Linked DNA regions of Homo sapiens: all the other regions are linked to region 2. Evidence: chromatin contacts called from ENCODE Hi-C or POLR2A ChIA-PET data. All regions are on one chromosome and are shown on one strand. Each heading gives the region's core, a stretch centred on a gene start or an enhancer-like site at or near the end of the contact. The rest is flanking DNA. Distances are from core to core; before and after follow the strand shown. Region 1 overlaps LOC105374007 (a long non-coding RNA gene). Region 2 has its middle 320 kb from the start of LINC00973. Region 3 holds the start of COL8A1 (collagen type VIII alpha 1 chain).

The links. A loop is a pair of places that touch in the nucleus more often than their neighbours do. ChIA-PET counts read pairs that join two places held with the same protein, here RNA polymerase II (POLR2A). Pooled maps may share reads with other maps.
Region 1: a loop to region 2 is called in a map of aorta, with 2.0 times the contacts of the local background. The contact joins two enhancer-like sites. A Hi-C loop is called at or near these places in 2 of 168 maps with a recorded cell type or tissue (aorta and chondrocyte) and 3 of 50 pooled maps. POLR2A ChIA-PET finds 5 or more read pairs at or near these places in 2 of 52 experiments (activated CD4-positive, alpha-beta T cell and activated T-cell).
Region 3: a map of ascending aorta shows a loop between it and region 2 (2.1-fold over the local background). The contact joins the promoter of COL8A1 here to the enhancer-like site in region 2. A Hi-C loop is called at or near these places in 2 of 168 maps with a recorded cell type or tissue (aorta and ascending aorta) and 3 of 50 pooled maps. POLR2A ChIA-PET finds 5 or more read pairs at or near these places in 2 of 52 experiments (A673 and AG04449).

What each region holds. Positions count from the first base shown.
Region 1 is chr3:99,504,451-99,509,187 of GRCh38, forward strand. The region is part of intron 1 of LOC105374007 (a long non-coding RNA gene); the gene reads right to left. It overlaps LOC105374005 (a long non-coding RNA gene), which reads right to left. Exons shown (of 5, transcript XR_007095985.1): 4 at 1,449-3,136. Among named protein-coding and RNA genes, the nearest start is that of COL8A1, 130 kb to the right of the region's middle. Within about 2 kb of position 1,666, at least 7 of the 41 ENCODE cell types and tissues checked have a DNase peak (open chromatin) inside an H3K27ac peak, as active enhancers do.
Region 2 is chr3:99,230,402-99,235,019 of GRCh38, forward strand. No RefSeq gene overlaps it. Among named protein-coding and RNA genes, the nearest start is that of LINC00973, 320 kb to the left of the region's middle. Within about 2 kb of position 2,375, at least 2 of the 41 ENCODE cell types and tissues checked have a DNase peak (open chromatin) inside an H3K27ac peak, as active enhancers do; they include ascending aorta, where a contact is called at or near this core.
Region 3 is chr3:99,635,832-99,640,432 of GRCh38, forward strand. It overlaps COL8A1 (collagen type VIII alpha 1 chain), which reads left to right and starts at 2,763. Exons shown (of 4, transcript NM_020351.4): 1 at 2,763-2,833. LOC124909401 (a long non-coding RNA gene) reads right to left here and starts at 2,849. Exons shown (of 2, transcript XR_007095981.1): 1 at 2,756-2,849; 2 at 1,537-2,103.

The sequences.
Region 1 (4,737 bases), core at 416-2,915, 270 kb after region 2:
ACAAAGACATTCATAGACAGGATACTGTCTCCACATTGCACAACTCCTAGGGACACTGGTTACCACCTGCATCCGCCATCTAGGGTTTTGCATTGCTGGGATATTCAACAAGGCCCTGATTAAGCAAGTTTAGATGATTCCTGCCATCTCAATTCCTGATGATGTGCCTAACCAATATGTTGTAAACTTAGTTGGGTGGATTAGCTTTAGAAAAAGCTAATTGAGATGTCAAGGCCTAAAGACCACATTTTCCTTTTTTTCTTTTTTTTTAAGCCTTTCTTTTCTATTGCAAGTTACTAAGGAATTTGCTGGCTGTCCAAGTAATTCTTAATATTTTTTAAATCCAAGGTTTTCCCTAACTTAGTGTGCTGCCTGTCTCCAATAACAAAGGCCTTCAGACCACACTAAACACAAATGTCACCTTAAAAGCTTGTACCATTTATGATGGCAGTGAGGGGAGTAGGTTAAGGGTGAAAAGGTTTTCACCTCACACACACATCATACAGGAAACTTATTTATGTGTTAAGCACTACCCATGACTTTGGCCTAGATTTAAGGCCTGAAAATTAGCATAAAATTTGTGTTCTATTAAAGTACTTTTCAGACAGATTTGACTTTGTCAAAGAACTCAAAACATTTTAACATGAAGATTTATTCCCACATTCTTGGGATAGATCTCCATTATAGAAATTATCAAATTATTATTATCTGTTTATATAAATTTATGAATGCTTCCTCTTGAAGGTAATCTCTTTGAGGACAGAAGCCATGACCTAGGTGTCTCTCTTTCCCCAGGTCTGGAATATGACAGCTACTCACTGTCAAGGAATTAATGAGTCTATAGTACTATGCAGCACTGAGCATGTTCTCCTATCTCCTCAAAGAAGAGAGAGAACCCTTACATTTACTTATCAGAGAACTGAGAAAATGAAACCACATTCTTCATGTGTGAAGAATCAAGTGACATTGTACCCTAGGGACTCAATAAGGCTACTCCATCTTGCAAAAAAAAAGATATCTTACTAGAAATATTAAAATAAAATGTCAAGATGTGTATTAAACTCGGTTGGACCAGAAATGTATATTTTTTATTCAAGCATGAAAAGGATATGTATCCATCCAATGTGGTTTTCAGAGCCTATGTCCCCATGTAGGGGAAAAAATTCTCCCTCACCACTCGCCTCGAGACCCACCCTTAGAGCTTTATTTTTTTTAGCACAGTGTTTAGGGTGGAATGGAAATCCCTGTGGGATAGGAAACACTTTAACCTTTAACTGTAGTTATCAATCACTTATAATGTAATATGAATAAAAGCTCTCAGAGCAGAATTTTTATCAAAAGCACTGAGGATGTGAAAGTGTAGTTACACTTATATCAAGGATTATATAGTAAAATGAAAAAAGAGCAGAGTTTTTCTGAAGTCACATTTCACCTCTTCACTGACTTACTTTGGGCTGGCCTTGATTGGAACCAGGAGGCCATTCGTCTGTGGGCATCAGGACCAACCCTCCCCTCCAAAGCAGAAACTCAAAATACACTGCAGTCTTCAACCATTCTTTCTGTGGGCCCAATGCACAGCTGCTGTTGCTTCCTCCTCAGTCTGGGGAATCACCCAAAGATCATTAGATTCAGAATGACTTGGCAAACCAAAATCTTAAGAGAGTGCAGTCGCGTGGCCCAGTCACTATTCCACAAGTCCTCGGTTGTGAGTCACAGTCAGAGTACTTCACAGACCTTAGCAAGTGATGTAATAATCTGGAGCCCGAGAATTGTGAAATCGAGGATTTGCCACCAATTAACCGTGTAACTGTAAGGCTTTGGTTTCCTTAAATGTTAAATATATATATATATATGAGGGGAGGGGAGATACTGCATAATCAAATAAAAGTAGGAAATGCTTCATTAAAAGAAACTTAATACTTTTTTTTTTTTATTTTGGGAATCCCCAAAGCCTATAATATGTTAATATGAACTGCAAATCTCCAGGAGGGGAAACAGTGTCCCAGGTTTCCCAACCTCATTTCATTTTGGAACCCTATTTTCTTTTTTCTTTTTTTTTTTTTTTTTTTTTTGAGATGAAGTCTCACTCTTTCACCCAGGCTGGAGTGCAGTGGCGGGATCTTGGCTCACTGCAACCTCAGCCTCCCAGGTTCCAGTGATTCTCCTGCCTCAGCCTCCCAAGTAGCTGGGACTACAGGCACGTGCCACCATGCCCAGCTAATTTTTGTATTTTTAATAGAGACAGGGTTTCACCATGTTTACCAGGCTGATCTTAAACTCCTGACCTTGTGATCCACCCACCTCGGCCTCCCAAAGTGCTAGGATTACAGGCATGAGCCACCGCACCCAGCTGGAACTCTATTTTCAAATATCATTTTCTAGAACTCGTATTCTACTGGTTACAATTTGGAAAATGCTAGACTAAGTGATCCCCAAAGGCCTCCAAGCATTAATATTCTAAAATTTTACTCTCTGATTCTTTTCTTCCCCCTTTAATCCTAATAAGGAGCTCCACATGAGATTCTGCATATCCAAACTCTTTGCAAACTTAAAAATACCAAAAAACTGTTAGCTATTATAACATGGGGGCAGGACCAGGGAGATGAAGCGTATCCTGTCAACACCCTGAGAACATGGGTAACAGTCTCCACTAGAAAATCTCTGACCTGCAATTATGTCTTTTTGTAATGTGCTTAATTACATACTTAGAAAATAAATTCTAGAATTCCAGCACAATTTTTGTTTAAGGAAATAAGAAAATCCTTTGTTTTGCATAAACGGTGTTACAACTAATTAAGGGAGAAATTAGCTGCCAGGTTACATGAAAAGATAAGACCTGATTCCATGACATCTTCTTTGCATTCATGAGAAGCGAGCTGATGGTCTGCTGCCTGTGTGGTGTTTAGCTCAGCCTCCACTGACTGGGACTCATTAGCCAAGGGTTACAAAAAATGTAACCAATGCTTTTTCCAGATATTCCACCGCAAACCAAGTAAGACGGTGTCTGTCCCTTGCCTTGAAGGCCTGGGTCTGAGCCACTCACGATGCTCCCTCCAGCTCAGCCTGCGGCATGGGATTTTCATTAGATGGCGTTCCTTGTATTCAAGCAAGTCCTGCTGGGGTATAAATACCGCTCCTTTGTTTTTGGAGAAGTGAAGAAGGAGGTAAGCATGTTAATAAACAGCTATTCATTAACTTTTTAAATAATTTTAATGTTCAATAAACTTCTTGTTCTAGTCTTGTTTTTCCTAAGAATAAATCAACATATATTCCAAGTGGCTTTGGGAAGTGGCTAAATATTGCCCATGCTTTTTCCCTTAGTGAAAGTTCCTCCCATTTTGTGATTTGAGAGGCTTATTCACAAGTAGCATTCACCAGAAGAGCCACAGAACTGCTGATGCTTGCAAGGCTCAGGATAATGGGATATGAAATACAGACATTAGAGGCCCAAGTGAACACAAAAAGCCACACGCAGCCCAAGCCCAAGGTCTAAATTTCACTGTTCTGGAACTGCTATGGGCAGTCCCAAGGCCAGGGTGGGCAAAGGAGGCTCCTTCAATGTGGGATACCCTCCCCAGCTCTCCCCATTTTCCTCTTGGAGATACTCTGTTAGTTTAGAGAGCAATAGCAGATTCTCTGTCTCTGGATGGCTGCTGTTAAAATCTACAAGAGTTTCTTACCTTACATTTACTTATCAGATTAAACTGTCCTTTCAGAAGAACTAAGAAAATGAGACCACGTCTAAGGAGCATTATTATGGGGCATGAGATTGGATCCTGATAGGACCTGGGTGGCAGAGAGTGGCAAGGACTAGACACAAGGGCAGCCCACAGGATATTCACATTTCATGGGGCCTTGCCAACCAGAGCAGGAGTGAAGAAGTTAGAAGAGTATGTCAAAGAGAAATTCCAAAAGGGAACTCTGAACAGGAAGGTGGCCAGCTTCACAGGGAAATAAGTGCTTCCCCAGCAAGCCCTGCCCAGCCCCCAAATCAAGCTCTAATGAGAGTTCTTCCAGTCCAAACAGTATCCACACTCTCAAGCAAGGAAACAAAAAGGGAAAACAGCAAACCTAAGTCACTTTAACAATATAGCTCTTCCATGTTCTGGACACAAGAAGGACAAGATTTTAGAGAGAATGACACAAAAGCACACATTTTCTCAACAATCAGAGGTTCCATATACCTGAACTGTTGCCAATTCAATTCAAGTAGAAGTTTATGCCCCAGGGATAGTGACTTTGCTAGTGCCCAGAATAGAGTGGAAGGGCTCTGGTAAGAGAGAGGTGAAAATTAAAAGTGACAGTATCATGTTTTGGAAACATCATTGTAAGGAAAATAATCAACAGGACAAATATACTGAGGATCCAGACACTTCTCTTAGTAAATTGGTTGAGAGAAAGGGAAATAAACAACTGAGCTGGGTAGCCTTGTTTTCCTCCCATTGAGACTGTCTCCTCAAATATCACACATCCATCCTCAGCAGTGACAACTCCAAACCTTGGTGGTTCTGTACTTTTGCCACAGACTTTATTCTTGAGAAGCCAAGAGCAGCAGAAAACCTAACTTTATGTTTTCCTTTTTGAAAGAGCCTTGAACTTCCTTCTCAGAAATTTACCAAACAATGTAGAGTAGGCTTGGAGGTAGGTGGTTTTTTAAAAAAAAAAAAAAGAAAAAAGAAAAGAAAGAAAAAACAGACTTCTGAACATCCAGGATGATATTCAGCCTGAACTGCAGTT
Region 2 (4,618 bases), core at 1,125-3,624:
TGCTTAGGATAATGGCCTCCAGCTCCATCTGCATTGCTGCAAAGAACCTAGTCTTGCTCTTTTTATGGTGGTGTAGTATTCCATGGTGTATGTGTACCACATTTTCTTTATCCAGTCTACCATTGATGGACATTTAAGTTGATTCCATGTCTTTGCTATTGTGAATGGTGCTGGAATGAGCATACATGTCCATGTGTTTTTATGATAGTATGATTTATGTTCCTTTGGGTATATACCCAATACTGTGATTGCTGGATCTCATGGTAATTCTGTTTTAAGTTCTTTGAAGAATCCCCACACTGTTTTTCACAATAGCTGAGCTAATTTACACTCCTACCAGCAGTGTATAAGCATTCTCTTTTCTTTGTAACCTTGCCAGCATCTGTTATTTTTTGACTTTTTCATGATAGCCATTCTCACTGGTGTGAGACAGTATCTTGTTGTGGTTTTGATTTGCATTTTTCTAATGATCACTGATAGGGAGGTTTTTTTCATATGAGTATTGGCTGCACGTATGTTTTCTCTTGAGAAGTGTCTGTTCATGTCCTTTGCCCACCTTTTAATGGGGTTGTTTGTTTTTCACTTATAAATTTGTCGAAGTTCTTTATAGATTCTGGATATTAGACCTTTGTTGGATGCATAGTTTGCAAATGTTTTTTTCCCATTCTAAAGGTCATTTGTTTACTGTGTTGATAGTTTCTTTTGCTGTGTAGAAGTTCTTTAGTTTAATTAGGTCTTATTTGTCAATTTTTGTTTTTGTTGCAATTGCTTTTGGCATCTCTGTTATGAAATATTTGCCAGGTTCCATGTGTGGGATGATATTACCTGGGTTACCTTCCAGGGTTTTTATAGTTTTAATTTACATTTAAGTTTTTAATCCATCTTGAGTTGATTTTTGTACGTGGTGTAAAAAGGGGTGAAATTTCAATCTTTTGCATATGGCTAGCCAGTTATCCCAGCACCACGGAAGTCCTGGTGAAAGCAATCAGTCAGGAGAAAGAAATAAAAGGCATACAAATAGGAAGAGAGAAAGTCAAACTATCCCTGTTTGCAGACAATGTTATTCTGTATCTAGAAAACGGCATAGTCTTAGCCCAAGAGCTCTTTGATCCAAAATACAACTTCAGCAAAGTTGCGGGATACAAAATCAATATACAAAAGTCACTAGCATTCCTATACAACAAAAACATCCAAGCCAAGAGCCAAATCAAGAATGCAATCCTACTCACAAATGCCACAAAAAGAATAAAATATCTAGGAATACAGCTAACCAGGGACATAAAAGATTCCTACAGGGAGCATTACAAAACACTGCTCAAAGAAATCACGGATGACAGAAACAAATGGAAAAATATTCCATGCTCATGGATAGGAAGAATATTGTTAAAATGGCCATCCTGCCCAAAGGAACTATTCTATGAGACCACAGTAAACGAAATAGCATGGTACTGTTACAAAAACAGACATATAAACCAATGGAACAGAATAGAGATCCCAAAAATAATGATGTACACTTAACAATGATCCGTTCTTTGACAAAGCTGACAAAAACAAGCAATGAGGAAATTACTCCCTATTCAAATTCCATTTTTTTTTTCACAGATGATGTGATGGTGAGACCAGTCTCCTCTTCAAACTACTACATATATCAACAGTTGACATTACCCTGGGCATGTTGATTTTATATACATTGACTTAACCTACCTACCAGGCATTCCATTCCATGGGAGACATACTAAGTGTCTAGTATGTCCCACGTTGTGATAGGCAATGTGAGAGTTACAGACAACCAAAAGGTGAGTGCCTTCCCTTCAAAGAGGTTGCCATCTAGTTAGAAGTATTGATATCTTAATTTAAAAATGAGGCTTTCATTTGTCATATATGTACTTAACAGGCCATGGTATGATCAAGCAAACAAACACTTATGTTGCCATTAGCAAAAAAGGCCCCTGTTATCTTTTGTTAACCAAAAAATTGCAGTGAATTTTCCATATGTGCTTCTTTCAATTTCTCTTGGTATGAAGTTCCAGTACACATACAAAACCTCTTTGAAGAAAAAAAAAAGAAATAAAACTTATGTAGAAATTTATTTAATTCTAAGTGATGGGAGACAAAAAACTGTTTCACCTAACTCAAACCACATAAAGGACTTTCAAAAACATTTGAGCATTCCTGGGCTCTGTTCCCTCCATATATCCTACTAGCCAGACAAGGAAGTACCTCTTTCCCTGTGTGAAATCTCTTCTGTTAGACAATTAGTTCCACGTCTTGGGATCTCATTTCCTAAGGTCCTGCCAGTGACCTTCTCTTTAAAACCATTAATTCTTGTGAGATTCTGGCCAGGTGAAGTTTGGACTGGCTCCTGTACAAGGGTGATGTGGGGCAGTCCTGTGAAGCCTAAAGCAGTATTACACATCACCTTGGAGTTGGAACATTTTTGGCTCAGGAAAGTAAAATGACTGGATGAAGTCTTGCTGTGTAAGTCATAACTCTATAATCAGAGTTGTGTATTTTTTTTAATTTATAAAAAGGATTTGGCTTTGGAGTGGCAAGCAGCAGTGGTAAGCCCTTCCAGGGAGCTCTCGTGACCCTCACCAGAGTTATTTATGTTAGATGAAATGGTACTTTGAGCTGTGCCCAATGACTGGTTCCCCACTTATACACCCAAGCCCCACCTAAAATTGAATCAAACCATACACACCTACATCTCTGCCCTCTTTTCCTGAACAGCTGGAGTTTTATAAGGTCACCTTGGAACTCCTCTGCCCTTTCCCTTAGAACAGATCAACACTGCTGACTAAGGCTGGTACTTTCTTCCAGAGAAAAGGTCAAGAAATTGAGGATCATTTTCTTTTTGACTAATGGCTAAGGGTATCTGTCTTTCTTTACTAAAGACATAGTACCTTCCAACATGTCCATCCAACAGAGGAAGAGCACACATTCTAAAAGATGCACATTGTCCATGCACCAAGCTGTAGCCTTCTGCTCTTTGTTGGTGGAATGGGAAATTAACAGAAGAGAAACAGGGATCAAGATAGGAAGCAATGACGATAAATTCAAAGGAGTAAGCATTAGCTTTAAGAAGAATCACACATCTCTTTTTATTATATATTTACTGGAAGAATGCATTTCATGACTACTTTGAGTATACATGGCAAAACAACAATTTCACATTTGTACATGCTATGTTCCATTTGCTTGATCAGTCAGTAATGTTCACCGAGTGTAATCCAGGCTCCTGAAAAGCAATAGAGAACTGAGTCAGTTCCTGTTCCCCCTAAAATTTAGATTCTTTCTGTAATAGAAGGCTTCCAAATTAATATTAGTCAATTCTGGCATCATCGTGGAAATGATCTTGTCTCCTGAGTAGTCTCTGAATAGTAGTATAGAGTCAGAGTAGTATAGAGTAGTATAGAGGCCACCCTGGAGGAGACTTATGCCTGCAGAGAGTACCAGGATGGCTGTGATCTCAATGGTCTCAACACCATGCTATTCTCCTCACCACCTCTGTTTCAGATCTTAGCCCAGGGAGGGATTCTGGGGACACCCACTTAAATGGCTTGCTGAAAATCTTGTGACACTTTATTTCCAGAGGAGAAGCACTTGCTATTCTGAGACTTAGGGAGAAACAATTGCTACCACTGCTGCTTCTACCATTGCTAAAACCATTTAATCTGTGTCAATTTTAAATGAATGTGATTAATCTTCACGACACGTGGTTGGTATTCTCATCTGTTTTAATATATTAGAAAAGTGAGGCTCTAAGAAAATAACCAACTTGCCAAAAGTATTAACTAGCTAATAAAATGTAGAATCAAAATTTGAACTCTGTTCATTTCATGCTGAAAATGGATGGGTGTTAGTATCTTTCTTACTTTAAAGTCATATGTTATTTGATGTATAAATTATTAACCACCAGCAGCGTTTGATTAATTATAAACTTAGGATTTTAAAATTCCTGTTTGTTTAAAACTTGAAATTTCTAAAATAAACATACATCTTATATAATCCATTAAGTTTAATTTATCAAATACTTTTCCACTTCCAAATACTTTTCTTTGCCATATTTCTTATTTTAATCTTTTTACTTTTATTTTACGTTTAAGGGTACATGTGCAGATTTGTTGCACAGGTAAACATGTCATGGAGGTTTGTTGCACATATTATTTTATCACACAGATATGAAGCCCAGTACCCAATAGTTATCTTTTCTGCCCTTCTCCCTCCTCCCACCCTCTACCCTCAAGTAGACCTCAGTGTCTGCTGTTTCCTTCTTTGTGTTCATAAGTTTTTATCATTTTCCTCCCACTTATAAGTAAGAACATGCAGTATTTTTTTTGTGTGTTTCTGTGTTGATTTTCTAAGGATAAGAGCCTCCAACTCCATCCATGTTCCAGCAAAAGACATGATCTCATTCTTTTTTTATGGCTGCATAGTATTCCATGGTGTATATGTACCACATTTTCTTTATCTGATATGTCATTGTTGGGCATTTAGGTTGATTCCGTGTCTTTGCTACTTTGAATAGTGCTGCAATGAACATTTGCGTGCATGTGTCTTTATGGTAGAATAATTTATATTTCTCTGGGTATGTACCGTAATGAGATTGCTGAGTTGA
Region 3 (4,601 bases), core at 1,513-4,012, 410 kb after region 2:
TCTGGTATTTTTTTTTTTTCATACGTATGTGATGGAACTGGAATGTTTGAGAAGAATTAACTTAGGATAGAAAAGATGATTTGTTGTAATCTGATAAGGGTATTTACTAACATACTTTATCACCCAGCTTCTCCTCTAAAAGTCCCATTTTGTTTCCCCAGAACACATTTCTTTGCTAAATTAAAAAGTTCCAAAAGTGGTATTGTGCTTGTAAAATCACATCTGATTTCAGCGTTATGTCCAAGAATAGATAATGCAGTCCTATTTCTAGGTCTAGTAACAAGTGTTACTCGTTTGACAGACTTCACTCAGTAGATTTGGCCACATCCTCAAAAGACATACTATTTGGGAAGAGGAAAACTGAGTTATGGAGGGTAAGAAGAGAGTAAAACCAAACAGCAAACGGGCAGAAAGTTGATGTGAAAGTTTTAGCTTTCTAAGCATTCATTAAACTAACAAATGCTGACCATTCTCTATTGTCAGTCCTCAATATTGCTGTTTATTCAATTAGCGAGACTATACATATTTATTGAGCACTTATTTTTTACTAGCTAGTAAGCCACTAGTTATAACTTTGTGCAGCCAAAAAATTATTGAATATAATTTGAATAGGGAACATAGAGATAAAAAATTATAAAAAGGCGAATAATCAATAATGCAAAACATCGTGAGTAAATTTGAAAACTCTGGTGTCAAATTTGTGTTTACGATAAAAATTTTAAATTTTTTATTTCATATATGATTGTTCTTGCCTCATATCCCGGGCACATGGGAGTTTATTTCGTTGACTCCCAGACGTAACCAATTGAGAATAAGCTTAGTTACAAAGGAAGTAATTGAGGCTTTGAGCTCTTGAAGCTAACAGATGGAAATACGTATGTAAAAACCTAAGTGCTGTGTAAACTCGGCACATATGGACGTAGGTATTATTATTATCCAAATGGCACTACTGGGTATTTTCTTAATAGATTCTTTTAAAATGCTTTTTTATAGTTGTGGGCCTTTTTTAGACGAATAGTTCTTAAGAAGAGGAGGGGATTTTGTCCCTCAGCGACATTTGGCTAAATCTAGAGACATTTTTTATTTTCACAGCTGGGTGGCGAGTGCGGAGTGGGTACTGCTACTGGCATCTGGTGGGTAGAGGCCACGGACACTGCTTAACATTCTACAGTGCACAGGAGAGGTCCCTACAACAGAGAAATATTCTCCCGAAAGTTTCAGTAGTGCTAAGTTTGAGTAATTCTGCTCTTCACCATCAAGTTTCCTTCTCTTGGAGCCTGCTACCAGCCAATGACATCAGGATCTAACCTGAGACGAACCTAGGTGTTCTATACGGCAGCCTGGTGTACTGAAGAGTGCCTAAGGTTTGCAAGCTCGCTAGCTGTGGCTCCCCCTCTCGCTAGCTTGAGCTAGTTATTTAAACCCTTAGAGATGCCTTTCTTTAAATTAAAAAAAAAATAAATAAATCTGCACAATATGAATCATACCTACCTCATAAGGTTGCGGTGAACACTGAATGAAGTACATATATACATATTCAGTACAAGTTCGTTCCTTTATTATTTCCAGCCTACCCATCCCTCCCCCCTCCCATTCCCGCCTTTTCCCCCTCCCGGTACTGTATCTCCCACCCCAAGTCTCAGGTTCTCTTTTAAAATGCTTTAATTCCTTTGGTGGCAAAAATCAGGCTTGGGCTAGGAAGTGAGTCACCACTCAGCAGCGAAAGGAGCTTGTTTTTCTTTCTCTGAATGCATTTCTTAGTAATTTCAGACTGATCCTTTAGCCACTTGTTGGTTGAATCCTCTCTTAATGTTTAAGACACACTGAGAAAGAACTGTGGCACCAAGACGTTTTCCGATTGTTAGGAATGAGAGTGTTTTAAATACCGAAAATAACCAGAGGGCAGAGAGCTCTGAAATCCTACGTTACATAAGCAGATGCTGGAAGACCCAGGCTGGTTCTGAGGTTCCTGTCTCCACAAGCAAGTCCACGCGAATCCTCCCCGTTGCTGGATTTACTTTAATGCTGCCGAAGTCTCAAAAGGGGCCTCTGGATGCTCAGAGGACAGGCAGCGCAGGAACTTCCTTGTCAAATAAGCCTTGCCTGGAGGGAGAGGGATGGGGCGATTTTCACCCGCGGGCGGTGGGACGGGGCTGAGGGCTGGGGGCTGCCTGGCTCCAGGCCATGTCAGTGCCTCCAGCTCCAGGTCCGGGTCCACCCTGAACTTTGGCTCTGCTGCCCGGACGCCCAGCTTCACCTCCCTTGCCTCGCTTAGAAACCCTTCAGTTCTCCCGGACCGCTATGTAGCTTTTCAAATTCCCAAATTCACAGAAAACACCTTCAAAAGTCACAATCACCCACAACTCCCTCTGCCAAAAAATGTCATGCAAAAACGGAAAATACTCCGATTCCCCTTTCCTCCCAGACACTCTCTCTCTCTCTGTCTCTGCTATTCATTTTCTCCCCCACCTTTCCCCATCTGTGGTCAAGATCCCTTTCACTATTTCTAGTTCCCTCTCTTTTTTCCCTTCTCCCTCTCTCTCCCTTTTCCACTCCTTCCTCCGTTGTGACCGCGCTCCCCCTCCCCCCGCCCCGTCGTCTCTCCTCCGCCTTGCGGGCTCCAGTCTCTGCCCGCCCCTCCCCAGAGAAGAGTGTCCAGCTCCTCCAGAGGCTGCCCGCCCGCCGCTCCTTCCCTGCCCACCTACTATGAGGAGCAGCTCCTCCCACCTGCCCATAAAAGCCAAGTGCATGTTACCAGCAGCGGATCACAGCCCTTCCCCGATCCTCTCCGTGGGAGCCAGCGAGCCTCTCTCCCTGATCTTACGTGCTCAAGGTAAGACAGCACTTCTGCAGGCAGCTCACCTACCAGGGGTTGCTATGGGGGAATAAGTCACCCTCTGGCCAACGCGTTTGCTGTTTGGTTAGAGCTGATTCTTACGGATGCGCGATCCGCTGCTCCTTTAACTAGCAACTGGTTTGAAAACAAACTTCTGTTTGAATGGTAAAATAAAAGCTCCTTCAGGGAAGAAACAGCAGCATAAATATTGCGAAACCTTTCTCTTTTTAAATCACTTTTTCTCCTGTTGCTGACTGTTGCTTAGGTTAAAATGTATCTGTTTGGGGTGTTGTACTGACGTTTTTCACTGTACATATTTCACACATCAGTGGGGGCAAGGAAAACGTTGTCCCATTGTCAAAAATGTACTTTAAAAGAACACAGTTAACTTCCTAAAAATAGCACAGTCAAAAGGTCTGCTAACAATTTTGTGATGTTTTCCAAACCCCCAAGACAGCTTCTGTGAGTCCTTTAAAAAAATATCTTTCCAGGTTTTAGCGCTTGGAAAAAAATGATGTGAACGGGTGCCCTTTGCACGGGGACAGTAAGTAATCAGGTGGCTGGTAGATAGGAAGGAACAAATCCAAATTCACAAGCCAGGGTAGAATGTGCTCTCTCACCAGGCTATCTTTTCACGACATCCTAAAATGAGAATTACGATGGAACTAAGAAAGTGTATAAAAGAACTTCATGAATTTCTGTACACACACCTAAACATAAAGTGTTTCAATATGTTTCACAGTAAGAGAATAATACAGGCCAGATTATACAATACTTCTGTGCACACCAGATGGTTGTAAAGAAAGATCAGCGAGAAAGGCTTTGGAAGTTTTAATCCTTCTTTCCACCTTTTTTCCCCCGCATTTAGTAAATCACAACCTACCTGACTGGCATCCAATTATCAGAGATATTCAGTGTTTAAGCTACCCTCTTTAAAAGAAAATGATCTCTTCTTATTCCTAAGGTAGAATAAATGTGCACCTGTGAAAGGAAAAACATACTCCACAGCCACTTCTGTAAAACCAGACACTTGGTCCATGAAGTTTGCCATCAAATTCTGTGGGTTGTGTGGGATGAAACTCTCTCAAGTGGGAGAAAAACCCTCTTCAAATGTTTCCTCTGGGGAATTGCTCAAGACCACTTAGAGAAGGCAAACCAAAAGTACCAGTCAGGAAACCAAACCACTCTTTTAGCCCTTAAGGTTCTTAAAGTAAGAAGAGAAATGTTTCACTTTTTTATTTTTTTGTTTGTTTATATTATCTCATGTGGAAAGAAAAAACTCACCGAAGCTGTATGAAATTCTCCCCTATTAAAGAAACAAGACTCATTAGAAATTTAACTTAGGTCTTCCAAACCATTTCTCCTTAGCTTTTGCATATCAAAAGTAATAAAAATATTTAAAAGTTCTGCTTGAGATGGAGAGGATTCAATGCTGTTACTCAAATGCAAGAGTTATATATAAAGCTTCTGTCACGTTAAATTTTTCTTCATTGGAAAAAAATATTGCAAGAAGTGCAGTTTCCTTTAAGCAAATTATATAAAATTACTATTGGCCAAGATAGTATGTGACCTGAGCATATTAACATACCTTTTATCTCATGCCACAATGCAGACTGCTTGCTTTATATCTGATGCACATAGGTAATCAACCATGACAAGAGTACAGGTATGGGACAAGGCCAGACCAAGTATGTGGCACATTCAAGTTAATTCTTCTTTTATGGTAGTGCCTGACTCACACCCATTATCACAAGGATGAAAATAC